2 separate regions of the Mus musculus genome follow, and region 2 is linked to region 1. A link is a loop called in an ENCODE intact Hi-C map of the cell type or tissue named here. Cell type or tissue: left cerebral cortex. All regions are shown on one strand.

What was found. Peaks named below come from ENCODE experiments on the same cell type or tissue, not always from the same donor. Only the 100,000 strongest peaks of a DNase experiment are listed, where the experiment ranks them.
Region 2: a loop joins it to region 1, with 3 times the contacts of the local background. A loop is called at or near these places in 4 of 42 quality-filtered maps.

The regions. Positions count from the first base shown.
Region 1 is chr14:78,937,600-78,945,599 of GRCm38, forward strand. All of the region lies in intron 9 of Vwa8 (von Willebrand factor A domain containing 8), which reads left to right. Among named protein-coding and RNA genes, the nearest start is that of Vwa8, 92 kb to the left of the region's middle. In left cerebral cortex, no CTCF peak of the experiment used is centred here; DNase peaks (open chromatin) are centred at 3,741 and 4,346; H3K27ac peaks cover 2,025 bases.
Region 2 is chr14:79,103,051-79,111,050 of GRCm38, forward strand. It overlaps Vwa8 (von Willebrand factor A domain containing 8), which reads left to right. Exons shown (of 45, transcript NM_027906.1): 37 at 442-646. Gm30970 (a long non-coding RNA gene) reads right to left here. Exons shown (of 2, transcript XR_383637.4): 2 at 1,547-4,187. Among named protein-coding and RNA genes, the nearest start is that of Gm30970, 28 kb to the right of the region's middle. In left cerebral cortex, CTCF peaks have their summits at 4,039 (motif pointing left) and 4,241; DNase peaks (open chromatin) are centred at 500 and 4,016; H3K27ac peaks cover 170 bases.

The DNA of each region.
Region 1 (8,000 bases):
TCGTATCAGAATTGTTTCTCCTGGCAAGATGTGAACAAGTGTCTTCTTGCCCCACATGGAGCACACAGAGCATAGTAAGGAAGTAATTCCACCCAAGTCTAGTTTGGTGCATCAGGGAGTTTCAGCTAGGCTACCTTACAGGAGCCAGGAGAGTTTACAGTTGGCTAGACTGTGTATTCAGGGTGGGTTCTGTGGGTCTAGTGCATGGCCTTGTGAAAGCCTGTGTGCTGCTGCCTGAGACATGCTCATACACTGCCTTGTGAACGTGCTCTCCCTTCCACCAGGAAAGCGCAGTGGGCATTCTTGTGGAAGTCTTACGTTGGTAAACACAGCAGCTCTGATTTCAGTATAACAGTGGCTGTGTCATGGCCAGAGGATAACATTACCCAATGTGTATGAAAATGTGTGTGTGTGTTTACACATTTTCTAGCTCTGTGGCCTAACAGAGCCTAGAAGCTGTGATCACAGCAAGTGCCTGAAAGTCTAAATTCCATGTCTGCTAATGGGACCTAATTCCTGAGAATCAGGGCTGAACCAAAGATTTGGTCAAGAAATAGAAGATGAGATCAAGGAGGTTTTCAGTAAATGATGTCAGCATATCAAAGCCACAGGAGAATTTATTGACTTGAATATTAAAAGTAAACAGTAACTGATGATAATACATTGTATAAAATAGGTATCCATCCTATTAAAAAATTTAAATATGGAGGACAAGCAACTCTCTTTGTTACTGTAAAATGTGTGCCAACAAATATGGGAGAAATTATATAAATTAAAAAATCACTATTAGGCCATTATTAGACTGATGGTTGAGTTAGGAAGGTGTAAAGTGTGTGTGTCTACATGAACTTTCATAACGATATTAATGTCATCTCTGAATATCTCCTTGCAAATTACTCAGTTGACTTTAAGATAGGAAAGTGATATTTTTATAGTCACTGTCAACATGACCAGGCAGAACAAACTGACATTACATTGGCATTGTGTGCCTCTCAAGTGTTGTGCTGGGAAGAGAGCATCGTTTGTCAGGAATCCTGTGGAGAGTTGAGGATTTAAGTTAGACTGTGAAGAAAAACAGTATAGTCCTGGGTTAAGGGACACTTGCAGTTCATGAAAGACAACCGAAGAACTGCCCTGGGTTGCTGGCGACTGACGAGTGACAGCAGCTACATGCCATGTGTCTTCCTGCAAAGAATTTGGTCACACAGGAACAGAGGCATTGTGGGTTGAGAACCCATAACATGGTTCTGGGTTGTATAGATTTCTTATTTAGCAGCTTAAGGAGTGATTACATTTGCTATAGTTCTTGCTGTCAGGGAATAATGAACTCTGATGTTTAAAAGTACAGATTATCATATCTTCGGCTTGCTCTCAATTTGTTGATAGGAAAAAGAATGAGTTGAACGTGCGCATGTATGTGGAGTAGGAGGGAGGCCAAAACATGCTGGAATTGTAACGAGGAACTTGGGTGAAGGTGAAATAGAAGGTTTTGTATAATTGTGTCCTTTGATTTTCTTATGTTTGAAATTACTTCAAAATAAAAATTGTAAAAATATCTAACATTTAAAAATTTAAGAACAAATATGTAATGTAAAAAGAAGTTTAAATTTACAACATATTTATAGCCTAGAATGCATTTTTACAATTATGTAGAGTTTATACAGTTTTGAAATGGTTTTTAATATCTTCCCTGGTGTAGTTTTACTATTAAATTTATGTTTTTATTTTTGTCCTCAGTTGCTAATTCTTGGAACTTGCTTTTCTTTTAAAATATTTATGGCATCCTTTTTTTTTTTTTTAATTGTATAGTTACAAATGCCGAGTTCCAAAAGGCTAAAAATACCTTGTGATGTTTTGTTAGTGTATATTTATGTGTTGATATTCAGTAGAAAATTATTGGCTTACTAATTAGCTCCCTCTTGGAAAGACAGTTTGTTTTTCTTTCACATCTGGCTAAAGATGTAGATTTCTCTGTAGTAGTTAGAACGTAAATACTGTCTAGGACCTCCATTATCTGAAGGCCAGGATTTGACAGCCTTAAGTATTCTTCAGGGTCTTGTTTAGGCAACCATATTTGTTGAGATTTCATGGTTGCAGCAACCAGGTCATGACTTTGAAGTTATCGTGTAGCAATAGGCATCCTGGTTCTTACAGTCTTTCCTCCCCCTCCTCCATGATGATCTCTGAGCCTTAGATGTATGGGTTGCATTGTAGATGCACTGCCTGGGGCTGAGCAGGTGCCATAAAGTCATTTATTCTCTTCTTTTTGTCCAGTCTTGGATCTCTAGTAGCTTCTATCTGCTGCAAAAGGAATCTTTGATGAAGGGCAAGAACTACACTCATCTGTTTGTTACTAGTATTTAGAATATAGTTAGAAATTATCTTGGTTTAGGAAAATGGCAAGAACAAGTTATTCTACTGTGACTTCTCCAGCTATGGGTAGTTGGCTAAGTTTATAGTACCAAGTATGAATTTTTACTTAATGGGCATTTAAGTTCAAATCGACAGCTAATAGTCACCCCCACAACAAAAGTGCCACTACATTGTACCACTGGGGATACCTTGCTGGAACAGTTCTATGGTCCATAGGCTTTAGAGCTGGATAGGGTAGTTGATTCTTCTCCCTTGGTAGCTTGCGTAGTTAGCACTTTCAGATATTATGAATGCTAGTTCTCAGGGAAAAGGCTTCAGGGTGAATTCCAGACCAATTTCTCCCAGTCTTGTATTTGAAGTATGTGGTGTTTCCATACTAGGGTCTTACTTTTAAGTTCTGGAAGGCCCCAAGGACAATGGCAACAGCCTATATTGTTTGGGAACCTCTGGGACCTCCCTGACCAACAACTAAAATGGAAGTTTCCTATGTTTGGGGAGTTTGTTAGTCTACGGCTGTTGGGGAGCATTATAACTCTCTGTGGCCTAATTTCACTTAAACCCCACTCCCACATACGTATGTAAGTATTATATACATGTTTCTAAGTAAGTTTATAAAAATGTTCTCATGTGGCTTTTTCAGACATCCTCAGGGGTCTTTATCCCCCTTACACCTCTATGCTGCTGTCCTTCCTTACCCTCTCATAGATCCTTTCTCTCTCCATTTCTCTTATGCACTGTGTCCTGCTACCGTTCTTGACGGTTTGAGTGATGATGCTTTCCATAGGTCCATGTGCTCCTTAGTGGAACTGTGTGGTGAGGATTAGGAGGTGGGGCCTTGTTGGAGGAGGTGTTTCATTGGGTTTCGAAGACTCAAGGCATTCCCAGTCAGCTCTCTGCCTCCTACTTGTGGCTCCAGCTGTCTGATACCATATCTTTGCTCTCTTATCATAGACTCTAACACTTTGGGAGTGCCAGCCTCAAAGGAACCCTTCTTTGTGTAAGTGCCTTGCTACGATGTTTTGTCATAGCAATGGAAGCTTAAGACACCATGTTTCTAGATGTCCTTCTCCCTGCCTCCATTTCTACTTTCCTGGTTTCTGTGGCTACACCAGGAGTTGGATTTCTCAAGAATGCTGTTTCTCTTAGCTTTGCCCTTCTTTTGGTCTTCATGATAAGGGAAGCAGAAATTGGGTTATTGGTTCATATTACAAACAGAAATCTTCTAACTTTGATAGTAGGTGTTGGAATTACTTTGCTAAGAGAAGAAAAAGTGTGACTGTGTTTGTCACCTTAATTATCTCACCTGAAGGTTGAATCACAGCCGTAGCTCGCCTGACCTAAGGAGCTGTTGCGCACAGTGATGTTCTTTACACGTGAGTACTGAATGTCCTGTTTTAGCAGTGGAGCAGACTGCACACTGCTGTAGCTCTGCATCTGTTTTAGGGCACTCTGATGTATTTGCCACCTTAAATCTCTCTCTCTCATTTTTTCAAGGCATATCTTAAGCTAATGCTTATGTCTGAACAATATCCTCAAATAGTTTTGATAGAAAATGTGAAAATTAGTGAACTTCATTAAATTCAGAAAGGATTATAATAAAGGAGTGGACATATCTGTTCTAATAGAACAAATCAAGAAGGGATTTATATTCTTTCATAGATATCATAAAAATTAATGAGTAGTTGCATTTGAATTTTAATGTAATCATTTAATTAGACTAGACTTTAAAGAAAAACCTATTACCCACTGAAAATGCAGCCAGCTAAAACTCAGAATACTTTTCCTGTTTCTAGACCAGCTATAGAAATGGCTGGAATGACTTCAGTCCCCAGATGGTGCTTGTCACATGATGCTCCTGTTCTTAAAACATCTCTGTAGCCATGGAATCACGTCTAGCTTTAGTTAAGACTCTGAAAGAAAATACTTTCATTCTCATCTTGCCATGCTTTGAGAATGGTATGCTTGCCGGCAGTTTAGTAACAGATGCATCCAAGCTTCTTAGAACGTGTCTTGGCTCTCAGCCCCACTTAAGTAGGGCTCCGTCATAACAATGACTAAATTAGTATGTTCCCTGGGAGATTCAGGAAGGCTGTGCCACTCTTGTTCATTGATGATATAGTCTGAACCACCTCTCTCTCTTCGTGAAACTTGGAAAGATCTTGCATTTAGTGTTTTTGTCTAGTTCAACAAACATTAATTGAGCATTCATTATTTGGCAAATAGTTGTCTACGTAGTGAATTCTAGAGATGCAGAAACAGATGCTATCTGATCGCGTCTCTGGAGAGTACACCGTCTGGTTAGGGCAGCAGACACTCCAACAACATTTTATATGGTGATTTTCTAACACTGTGGCTTAAAAAGGAATGGCTCTGGTAAAAGCAATGGTTCGGAGATAGCAGGCATGCAGTAGGCATAGGTGGGATGAGAGACATTAGCTGGTAACAGTTAGCATGAGGGGAGACTGAGCACAAGTGAGAGGTCAAGAGAAATGAAGCCCACTCGGACGAGCTGCCGATGCTGCCAGTTAACGTGAGGAGGGGACACAGCTCCTCACAGGGCTCTCTCTGACTTAGCGCTTTCTAGCAGCTTTTAAACTCTAGTTCTATTTCTAGAGCTATTTTAATATTAAAGATAACTGCTTGGTGCTGGTGCAGACACTGAGTCCAGGTGAGGCCTGATCAGGGGGGTCTTGGCAGGAGATTTCCAGGCAGCAAATGCAGTTTGCTGTTTTGGGATCCCATGTCTGTCTCTACTGGGCTTTGGGACCCCTTGCCCATGTCAGCACAGTGTTCGAGGAATAAAAAGGGTAAATGCTTAGGAATCTTTAGTGTATAAGTGTTAGTTGAATTCATGGGGAATTATTTAATAGGTTCTGGGAGCAAGAAGAAAAGAAAAAAGAAAAACTGGATATTGAATTCTGGAAACAGCCACATTTAAGGATTAAGATGAGAACTCTGCAGTATTGGGGAGAAAGCTGAGGAAAATCAGCCATGGGACTGTTATATTAACCTGGTCGAGAGATTGTGGGGGCTTTGGCTAGCCATGAGGTTGGTAAGAGGCAAATGCATTTAGGTTGTTTGGAGGTAGAGTCAATATGATTTCCTAAAGACCTGAATACAGGGCTCAGTCAAGGAATCAAGGATAATTATAAGCTTTACAGATTGTGGGATTTTTTTGATCAAGTTGAGAATGGAATGGCTGTAGAAAAATCAAGATCCCATGTTTGAGCATATTTGATGTGCTTGTTAGATATCCACATGGAGAGTCAAAGGGGCTGTGGCAGGCACAGGTCAGCATTTCATAGATTCACAAGAGAAAAACCAGGAGTTATGAAAATAGATGATTTCTAAAATTATTTATCTGGATATGATAGAATTTTTTTTAATAAGGAAATATACCTAAGTCCTCCTGGAAACATGAAACAAGGATTCCGTTCCATGATGATTTTGGTATCCAATCAACTGTGAGCACATTATGTTCTCACATTAACAGATGTGAGCACTGTGTCTCATCAGTCCAGGATTAGTAAATGTTTCAATGTTTTTCTCTCTCTGCTCCTCACAAAAACATAGCCTGTATTCTATTGCATAGGTTTGACATATTAATAATAAACTCAGAGTTACCAATAATAACTCGGTGTCAAATTAGGAAAAGGAATCAAAGTGCTTCTCCTTGGTGCTATTAAATTGAGAGCAAGCCCAGATTTGGATTCTCGGCTTCTCTTCTACCCATGTCTTCCATTGTCCCTTTCTGTCTGTTGTATGAGTTGGAATCTCTGCCTGCTTAAATGCTCTCTTGTGAATTTGTCCCTGTCTCTGTGTGTGCCCATGTGTGTCTTCAACAAAGGACTTTCCTCTCCCACTTATTAAACAGTACAGACAGCATAACATGGGGGGGAGGGGATTGGAGAATATTTTACAGAGATCTTTAACTGTTTTATAAGGGATGAAGTCATTGATTCCATCTGACCCTAGCTCACCCTAGCTCACAGTTTACAAACATCATTGTTAATAGACTTACTAACTTATAGCCATGTGGTATTCCGAATTTGTGATGGATATGCACTTGATAAAGCCACTTTCACCCTATTTTCTGTTCCCACCAGATGGTTATCATAACACATATACAAACACATGTATTACCTTAGGCCAGGGATGTGGAAAAGTTCATAATTTATGATTATGGCAAAGCATTAGCTTAAGTTGTAGAAGTTAATCACATAGGAAATCCAAAGCAAATAAGGTTGTTCTCTTAAAGATAAAACAGGCTGAGTACACAATAAGATAGAAGTCACAAATGATCCCAAGGTATGTTATTTATACTTGGTTGTGAGGTTCTTCTAAAGTACCAGTCTCTTGGAATGTAAGAGATGCCTTTACTGTAATGCATACCACATTCTTTCAGTTGGTAACTTTTGTTAAATGGTTCTCTCCTGATGTTTCCTAGAGTGACGTTGGGAAAATTAAGGAGAACTTTCAGAGTACATTGAGAAGGAAGAGGTGGTAAAAGATAGGGAGAAAATGAGCTTATGAACTTTGGTGGTAGTTTGTGGATTTACCAAGAGAAGTGTTAGTAAGTGGGAATGTAAGCCTAAACCAGATGGGTAGGATGGGTAGACGAGCACTGAGGAAACAGGGAGCTGGACCTGGATGTGCTGCTGGTAAAATGTGTGTGGTGCTGAGCAGAAGGAAGCAAAGGATGCTGGGGGTCTACGGTGATTTAAATTCAAGAAGTCCCCGTCTATTGTAACATGACAGATAAACATCTTTATAGGAACACGGGTGAAAGTTCACAAGTACATAGTCTGTAGGCCTTGGGTAACAGGGGCATTTCTAGAACATCACTGTACCTTGCTTTGAGTGATGTAAACATTGTTTAACCAGAGGTAGAATGATGATTCTAGTAACTTCGTCACTTACAGTAGAACTCCTTTTGTCATTGAACAAGCAGGAAAAGAAGATTATGATGAAAAAATTGATGAGCTTTCAAACAGGATTATTTTATTTTAGGTACATGAGTATTTTGCTTCCATATCTGATTGTGTACGGCATGGCAGGAGCCTGTGGAGGCCAGGAAAGGGAACTGAGTTAGAGGGTTGCTAGCTGCCATGGGTACTCTCCGGGAACAGTCAGTGATTAGTTTCCTCTCCAGCACCCAAGCATAGGGGATTTTGAGGATGAAGGGGAAAATTACATTTGCACTTTTTAAGGATTTATTTATTTATTTGATGTATGTGAGTACATTGTCATTGTCTTCAGACACACCAGAAATGGGCATCGGATCTCATTACAGATGGTTGTGAGGCTCCATGTGTTTGCTGGGAATTGAACTCAGGACCTCTGGAAGAACAACAGTCAGTGCTCTTAACCGCTGAGCCATCTCTCCAGTGCCCCCATTTGGGTTCTATTTAACCAACTTTTATTGACTGACCCCTGACTACATCCCAGGTGTGATTCTGGGATCTAGAGATTGCAGAGTGAGTCAAATAGATACATGTGGTATTTTCCCAGAGGGTTGACTTCTCATAAGGCTGTGTATCTGAAGGCTCTGTTGTGAGAAGAGAGCCACCTGGATTGCCTGCTGATACTCATTGGATAGGCTCCCATTGTTGACCCCTTGGGAGAGT
Region 2 (8,000 bases), 170 kb after region 1:
ACACCATGGCCAAACAACTCTTAGGACTCTCAGACCCATGCTATTACTGAGGGGAGTCAGGGCAGGAACCCGGAAGCAGGAGCTGAAGCAGAATTCATGAAGGAGTGCTGCTTACTGACGTGTATATAACCTGGAACCACCTGCCCTGTGGTGGCATCACCTACGGAGAGCCAGCCCCACACACATACACCCCTATCAATCACAAGTCAACAAAATGCCCTACAGAGTTGCCTATAGGCAATCTGGTGCAAGTGTTTTTCTCAATTAAGGTTTGTCTTTGCAAACACATCTACATTTGTGTCATTTTGTCAAAACCTGACCTAACGACTGTCAGCATTTCTGAAGTAGTGTCACTTCCCCATGGTCCCCATAAGCTGTTTGCATCTGTATACACTGCATTCTGTATGAGCGACTTGTTCTTCCTTTGGGCTCCTTTTTCAGCGCAGAGTCTCTCTCGCCATACACCGCATGGATATCTGCTATTTCAGACACAGATGCTCTGCTGGCTGAGTGGGACAAGAGCAGCGTCGTGACTGTTGATATGGGAGGGCGTGTCAGGCTCTGGGAAACTGGACTTGAACGTCTGCAGCAGTCGCTCATGGAATGGAGAAACATGATTGGACAAGACAGTGACAAACATGTGCAGGTATCTCTCAAAACTTTCCTCTCACAAATGAATTTGCTTTCAAATGCTGCCATTAAGGGAACTTCTGGCTTAGCCACTCCAACAGCTGCTTGAATGGCTAAAATTTATTTTTAGACTCTTAATAGGAAAAACAATCTATCCGTCTTGAGAGTGACAAAGTAAGCCCGTGTCTTAGTCTTCTGCCAATGTTAAGTGTTACTAACGTTAAAACGTACAGATATAAGCAACGTGTAGTTTTTAGACGTAAGCATCTCCGGATTCCTGCATCCTCTCTTCCTGATATCAGCATGGTTGTCGACAGCCATTCCTGCTGCCTAGGAAGGAAACCTGGGGCTGCCGTGTACAGCAGGCTCCTTTAAGGTCTGGGGCTGGAGACTGGATAAGGTAGGACAGCAACGCAGGCCTCTGGTAGAGTTTGTACCAGCACGTGTCTGCAGGTGGTGCATGCTTGGCAGGTGCCATGAGTAGGTGCAGCTCTGACTGAGAGAGCAGCACAGCCCTTGGAAGGTGAGGAAGCTGCAATGAAGCTCGTTAATCTTGATGCTGATGAGAACGAGCTGGCGGAACCAGGAGGGCTGCAGGCTTACTTAGTCTGAAGCGGAAGTTAGTGGGATATGTCTGCAATTGGTTTTAATCTTCACAAAGAAATCTTTTCTTGTTAAATATCACTGTTATGTAGCAAACAGAAAGGTAGTCTCCAAAACTAGTTAGTTGGATAACTAATTAATTAGTGAACAGAAAGAAGGGTGAGTGGGTTGCTGCCTTGTCACTCTGCAAACCTCCATTAGCAAGGGAAGGCATTACCCTGTATCATTCCTTCAGTAATAGACTAATAATTACTATTTCATATGATTTTCCTTAAAAGAGGTGTAAGTGTCTTTGTGAGTGGATGGATGATACAGTGTTGTCTTAGAATTTTGTTTTTTCTTTTTTTTTTTTTTTTAGCTTACAGGAATGTTTTTAAAATCTCAAACCAAAATAGGCTACTGACTTCCAATTCTTTTGAAGACACATAAACATATTAGTTTAATTAAGTTAAGACAAAAGCATTGCCTAAAACAATGTTGGTAAGTCAGTAGCTCTATTGCAGCAGCAAGATGGCCCCTGTGCATCCACCGTGCTCAGGGATTTTTATGGAACCTGTTACTTGTGGTTCTCTTCAGAACTATTCCAAACGGTAGCATTCCCTCTATTTGAACCAGTTTTCCTTCACTTCTGTTTTCACTGATGCCTAGCAGTAAATACTATTGTGTTTGAACTTCAAATATGTTCTTTAAATTTCTCATATAATGTGGAGCTCAAAGGTCATGCTTTACCTGTGGTCGGGATGTGAATGGGTGTGGTGGAGCACACTTGTTATTTGAAGGATGCATGCCTGTAACCCCAGCACTTGTTATGTGAAGGAAGACAATCATAAAGTCAAGACCTGCCTGAACTACATAGTGAGTTCTGGATAATCCAGGCTCCATAGCAGGACCCTGTCTCGTCTCTAAAGTATAAAAGGGAAAGAAAACGGGGCTGGGCGTGGCAGTGCACATCTTTAATCCAGCACCTGGGAGGCAAAGGTAGGCAGAACTCTGCATTCAAGGCCAGCTTGGTCTACAGGGCAAGTTCCAAGACAGCCAGGGTTACACAGAGAAAAAAACAAAAACAAAGGAGAGGAAGGGAGGGAGGGAGAGAAGGACGGAGGGAGGGGAAAAGGAGAGAGAGGAGAGGGAAGGAAAAGAAAATATCGGTGACCTAAATTAAGCCTCTTATTTCTTTTTCTGAAAGAATCTTTACTTACAATTTTAATAATGGTTCTTGGCTGTTTAAAACATAGCCCATCTCTCTGTGCTTTAATCTGCAGCTCTTTCAGTCCCAGGGCTTTTCTGGACATATTAAGAACCTTTGCTGTCCCGGCTCCCTACTTTACTAATGGGTACACACAATTGATGTCTTCTTTTCTGCTCTGTCTTGTCTAAGCTGAATGACACTGGTAACTGAAGCTAGATAGTTAAGCTATCTAACTTAAGACCATCGCCTATGGCTACATCCGAGACCCCAGTGGTGGCCCTGTCTCTCTGGACTTTGTGAAGAATGGAGAGTATGCCTTGGAGAGAATGGGGGTCACCTATGCTGCCCAGGTTCACCTGAAGTCTCCCTTTGACCCTGACAACAAGCGGGTGAAGGGAATCTATTGATAGGATGCAGGTGGAGGCTAAAACTGCTCAGGCCACTGGCAACGGCCACGCTCCCCACACTGCCTGCAGACTCCTGCACTGCACACACAGCCTTGTGTCCTGAGACCCAGGACAAAGCACAGACTTCCCCACCCTTAGCCTTGACAAGGAAGGGAACTGAGACAGGGAGCAGGAAGATTTGGTGGCAGGCTGCACACACTCTTTACCGGGTTGTTCCAGGTAGTTTGGGGCCACAAACTTGAGCGTCTCATCCATGAGGATCACAGGCAAGGAGATTTTCAGCACCATCAGCCACTGGGTCAGATTCAGCGGTGTGATCTGGAAAATGAGTGGCAAAGGTACCACGTAGAGGATCAAGAAGTGAAGTGACATGGACAAGCAGATGGAGCCCACGAGCCAGATATTCTCCCAGGGGGGCATCCTCAGCAAAGACTGGTTTTCAGACAAGCTGTTGAGGGCATTACACATCTCTATGGTTACTAGAACAGAAAGTGCCATTGTCATTGGATATGGGGACTCAAAGCAAACGAGCAAAATTATCTCAAGGACAACCAAAATATTATTATATGAACTTCCTCTAATCAAGTGTTTCTCAGAAATGTATAGCTTCATGTCCTCAGCTCAAAGTTCAGCAAGCAGACATAAGACACACTTAGTAATAAAGCAATACAAATTGGAACTAAGTGGTGTTTTGATGGGGAAACTCCCATGCCAGCATGCTGCTTTTACTCCATTGTCCCTCGATCTGTGGGATGGACAGGAAGTGTGCGCACTTGGACCATCAGGTAGAAAAACAACTTGAGAGTGTGCATCCTCAGGCTAAGTGGCCACAGTGAATTCTCAAAGTAGTCTACCACTGTTTGTGGCTTTTGGTCAAATTCCTTGGTAAATAATGAGGCAGAATACTAGTTGCTCTATTTAGGCCCACTCTGTTGTGATTCACAAGTAGACTGTACAGCCAAGTCTAAGAGTCGTTGCCAGTAATAAGAAGTAAGGCTTGTCCTCTACAGTTCCCTTCCTCGTCAACCTGCAAGCTGCGTCATCAGTGGACTCTTCACTCAGAAGGGTTCTGCTCCTGGTTTTGGAGCCTGGGAAATCTGTCTTACAGAAGTAGCGGGGAAAGATACCTAGTTCCTATTGCCCTACTTCTGGGTGCCAGCAGCTTTCCTCCGACTCTGGTGAAGTGCCCGCATCGCCATCTAGTGGCGATCAGGTATACTACACATTATTGAAATGAATGCTCACCTTTGTACGCCAGCACTTGGGAAGTCAGCCTTCTGCTTGGGAGATTTCCACAGTCCCTTGTGTGGCTTCTGTTGGGTAGTGGAAGCTCCTTTATTTAGGTCAGCAGTGATGGCCTGGAAAACAATCTTTCAAGCCATCTGCTTCATCTTTCCGTGATTCTTCTGAGTATAGCAGACTGACTGTCCTCAGACACACAGACAATTAGCTGCGCTGTCCTTGCTGTCTTTGCTGCCTCCTGCTGTCAAGCAGCATTAGCTTAGAAGACAGACTTGTTTGAGTTTTCGTTAGTGAATTCCCCGCTATATTTTCAAATGATAACACAGGGAGAGCTTACTGAACTCTTTGTATAACTTATGTTCATTAATTTGACACTCTGACGAAGAATATGCATTTTTCCTATAGTTAGAACAACTATAACAATAAATTCAAGTATCACTACAACTGGAGTCCCTAGACTCGAGAGTTATTACTTTTAGTCTATATTTTTAAAACCATGGGCTATTATAAGCCAAAACTCACCTAGTTATATTCTCAATGTTGCTTCATTTTTTTATTGTATTACATTTTTATTCTTCTAAACAATTCTATTAAATATACTCCATTTTCCTCAAAAAATCAAATCTGCAAAGCTGTCAATGACTGTTCTCATGAGAAAAGGTTGACCGATAGTAGCTTCAGATGTCACTTTCTAATAGCAGCAGGAAGTTCAGAAAGCAGACCCCATATGGCACTGCTGGAGTCTGAAGAGTGCTCACTTAACCGTGAACTTTAAAATGGATGGACTGTCCTGAGTCATCACTGCACGGGACTAGAACACACATGCGCAGCAGTCAGGACTGTGCTCAGTACACACGGGAGGCACACACTCGGTGTTGAGACAGCAAGAGATGCCCAGAAAAAAGCACAGAAGAAAGACACTCTGGGACTATGAATACATGTAGTTTATTGTATATAGATAGGTGCGTTTCTGTTGCTGTGATAAAATACCCCGACCAGGGCAACTTACGAAAGAAAGTGTTCAACTGGGCTCATGGTTCTGGAGGGTTAGGGTCCCCGAGAGCAGGAACAGCTGACCACTCACATCTAAGCCACAGCAGGAGCTGTGACACTGGGGGTGGCTGGAAGCTCTTTAAACCTCAAAGCCCAGCCCCAGTGGCACACTTCCTCCAACGACATCACACCTCCCAATCCTTCCCAAACAGTTCCACCACTTGTGCATGTGCCTGTGTGGAACACTCTCACCCAAACGCCAATGGCTACCTAATGGTTGGCAGATTTGTTTGTTTGTTTTTAGTGAGGAAAAGCTAATGCAAGTCTATCTTCTTTTTTATCTTATGTTTACTGCTTAAAACAATTTTTCAATTTAAATTTATTTTGATCATGTTTTCCCCTCCCCAAGTCCTTCTAGATCTTTTCCCCCCTTGAGTTTTTTCTCAAGACAAACAAAAGCCAGTGCAGCAACAAAATCCTCCAGTCCAGGAAAACAAAATAAAACACTACCCAAACAGAAAAGACTCACCAAACTGTAAACCAAGTAAAAAGTACATGTCTACACACACACACACACACACACACACACACACACACACACACACAGAGTGGATTCTATTATATGTTGGTCAACTACTCCTCATCATGAGGCCTGAGGACCTGGAGTGAATGATATACCCAATGTCTCAGAAAAAAAAAAAACCAAAAACAAAAACAAAAAACGGATTTTCCCGCCAGCAGGTGTAAGTGACAGTTCTGTTGTCAATGGTTGGCCATTTCTAGCCATTAGCTCAGTAGTTTTGCAGTTTTAAGAGTTCAGTTGGACAAGAAAGCCTATTTTCAGATATAATTGCTACTCTTCTATTTAAACTTAACTTTTTCCCAATATCCAAGCAGCTATCTTAAGATCTTTTAGTGATATACAGTGCTCTGTTCAGTTTTCAAAGAAAGCATGGTCCACTTATTCTTTGTTCTTTGCTTTGGCCAATAACTCTGGAGACAGGCTGCTTCCGTGTGTCACTGTTACAGAATGCTTCAAGCCTTGTGTGATTGTTGTTGTGAAATGTAAATCGGCAATAGCAGGAGCTGGGAGTTCTGGGCAGCCAGTGCTGAAGTGCTGAGGCATCCCCTGAACAATCTTGCCACTCAAAAGGCTTAGTATAAAAGAAAGTTTATTGTCAGGGAAAGAGTGGGGATCAGGGACCTGGAAATGGGTAGAGGCAGAGAAGGGACAGAGAAGGACAGAAATTGAGAAACAAGGGGAGGAGAGAGAGAGAGAGAGAGAGAGAGAGAAAGAGAGAGAGAGAGAGAGAGAAAGAGAGAGGCAGAGAGAGGCAGAGAGAGGCAGAGAGAGGCAGAGAGAGGCAGAGAGAGGCAGAGGGGCTGGGCTAGCAGGCAGTCCTGTTTATGGGCACCTGGTTCACACCTGGCAGGCAGTGACACAAGCTGTTGCTAGATCACTGTTGGGAGGAGCCCAGCAGAATTGTCTGCAAGCCAACACTTACACACGTGCTGTCTGTGGGAATCTCCTTTTCCCAGAAAAGCAATGCCTTTCACAGTCTTTTGCAATTTCCTGCTGTATCTCTATTCATGTATAAGTACACCTGGCTTTTACTGTTTGCTTACATGGTGACCCTTGGGCTATGCCTATAATCACTTTTCTATTGTTTATTCCTGCTAGAGAAATCCATAGGAGTAACTTTTGGTTCTGTAAGATTCTCAGGAGTACCTACTGAGAATGTAAGCTCTCCTGGCAGGTGTTCCTAGGATCTGCTGATAAGATGGCTGTCCTGGCCACTGCGGACAGGGGGTGCTAATGATGTATGCCAAGTTCTGTGGTGTAAACCTTTCCTCCCTACTGTTCCAGCTACCAGAGGTTAATGGTCTATTTACAAAATTCCGGGATATTGTGTATGCAGTGATCTCTCACAGGCAGGTAGGGTTTGGTTCCTATGTGCCATCAGCTGAACTATCTTTATGCCCAATCCTTTGAAAACTGATGGTTTCTAAAAAGAAGGCAGACTGCACTGTGTTGTGGATAGCCCTGGGGCTGATTATATTTGATGTTAATTCCGTTCTCTAGTGAGTGCTTGTGAACGAGGAATGAGTCAGCACTCAGGTGATTTCCTGTAAACCTGCTTCCCACCTTCATTTGTGAAATAAAGGAGAGCTGATGCTTGGGCAGGTAAAAGGGAAGGTGGAGCAGAAGGTGGGGAGAGAGAAGGAGGTTTGAGAGAAAGGCAGTGCAGAGGAGGAGGAAGAAAATAAAGCAGAGCAGAAGCTCATGGCCTGGAGAAACCACAAGTTCTAAGGGATCTCATAAGATGTGGAAGATGGTAGTGTAGTGGCAGATCTGCCCAATCTAGGCGCACAGCATGTAATCATATTAACTGAGTTGTGTTGTCATTGCCAGGGCATATTTGGGTTGGAGATTTACTGCAACACAAGTGTCTTGCTCTCTCTGGGAAATATAGAAACCACGGTTGTCTCAACTACAGATAGCAGTGTCTTTTAGAAACAAAAAACAAAAACAACAACAACAAAAAATAAAGCAAAGCAAAACAGAGAAACAAAGAAAATCCTTTTTTCCTGTCCAGTGCTGGATTGAACAGAGCCTCACACATCCCAGGCAGATGCTCTCAAGCCCATCCCCAGCCTAGTCATACCCCAGGAGCAACATCTGCGGTTGAGCAAAGAATTAGAAAGAAGACTGCCTCCCAGTGACACTCCTGTATGGGGACTGCCTGTCTTACATGCATTGCAGTTCAGAAACAGTCACTAGTCAAGTTTTCCACCCCTCCAAGGATTCCAGTCCATCACAGCATCAGAACAATCACATCTCATACAGTGAAACCAACAAGCACTGCCCTAAGAAGAATCGGGAAGCTGATGATCCTTGGAGGCTATGAGTTTTCAGCTATATCTTGGGTGTATCC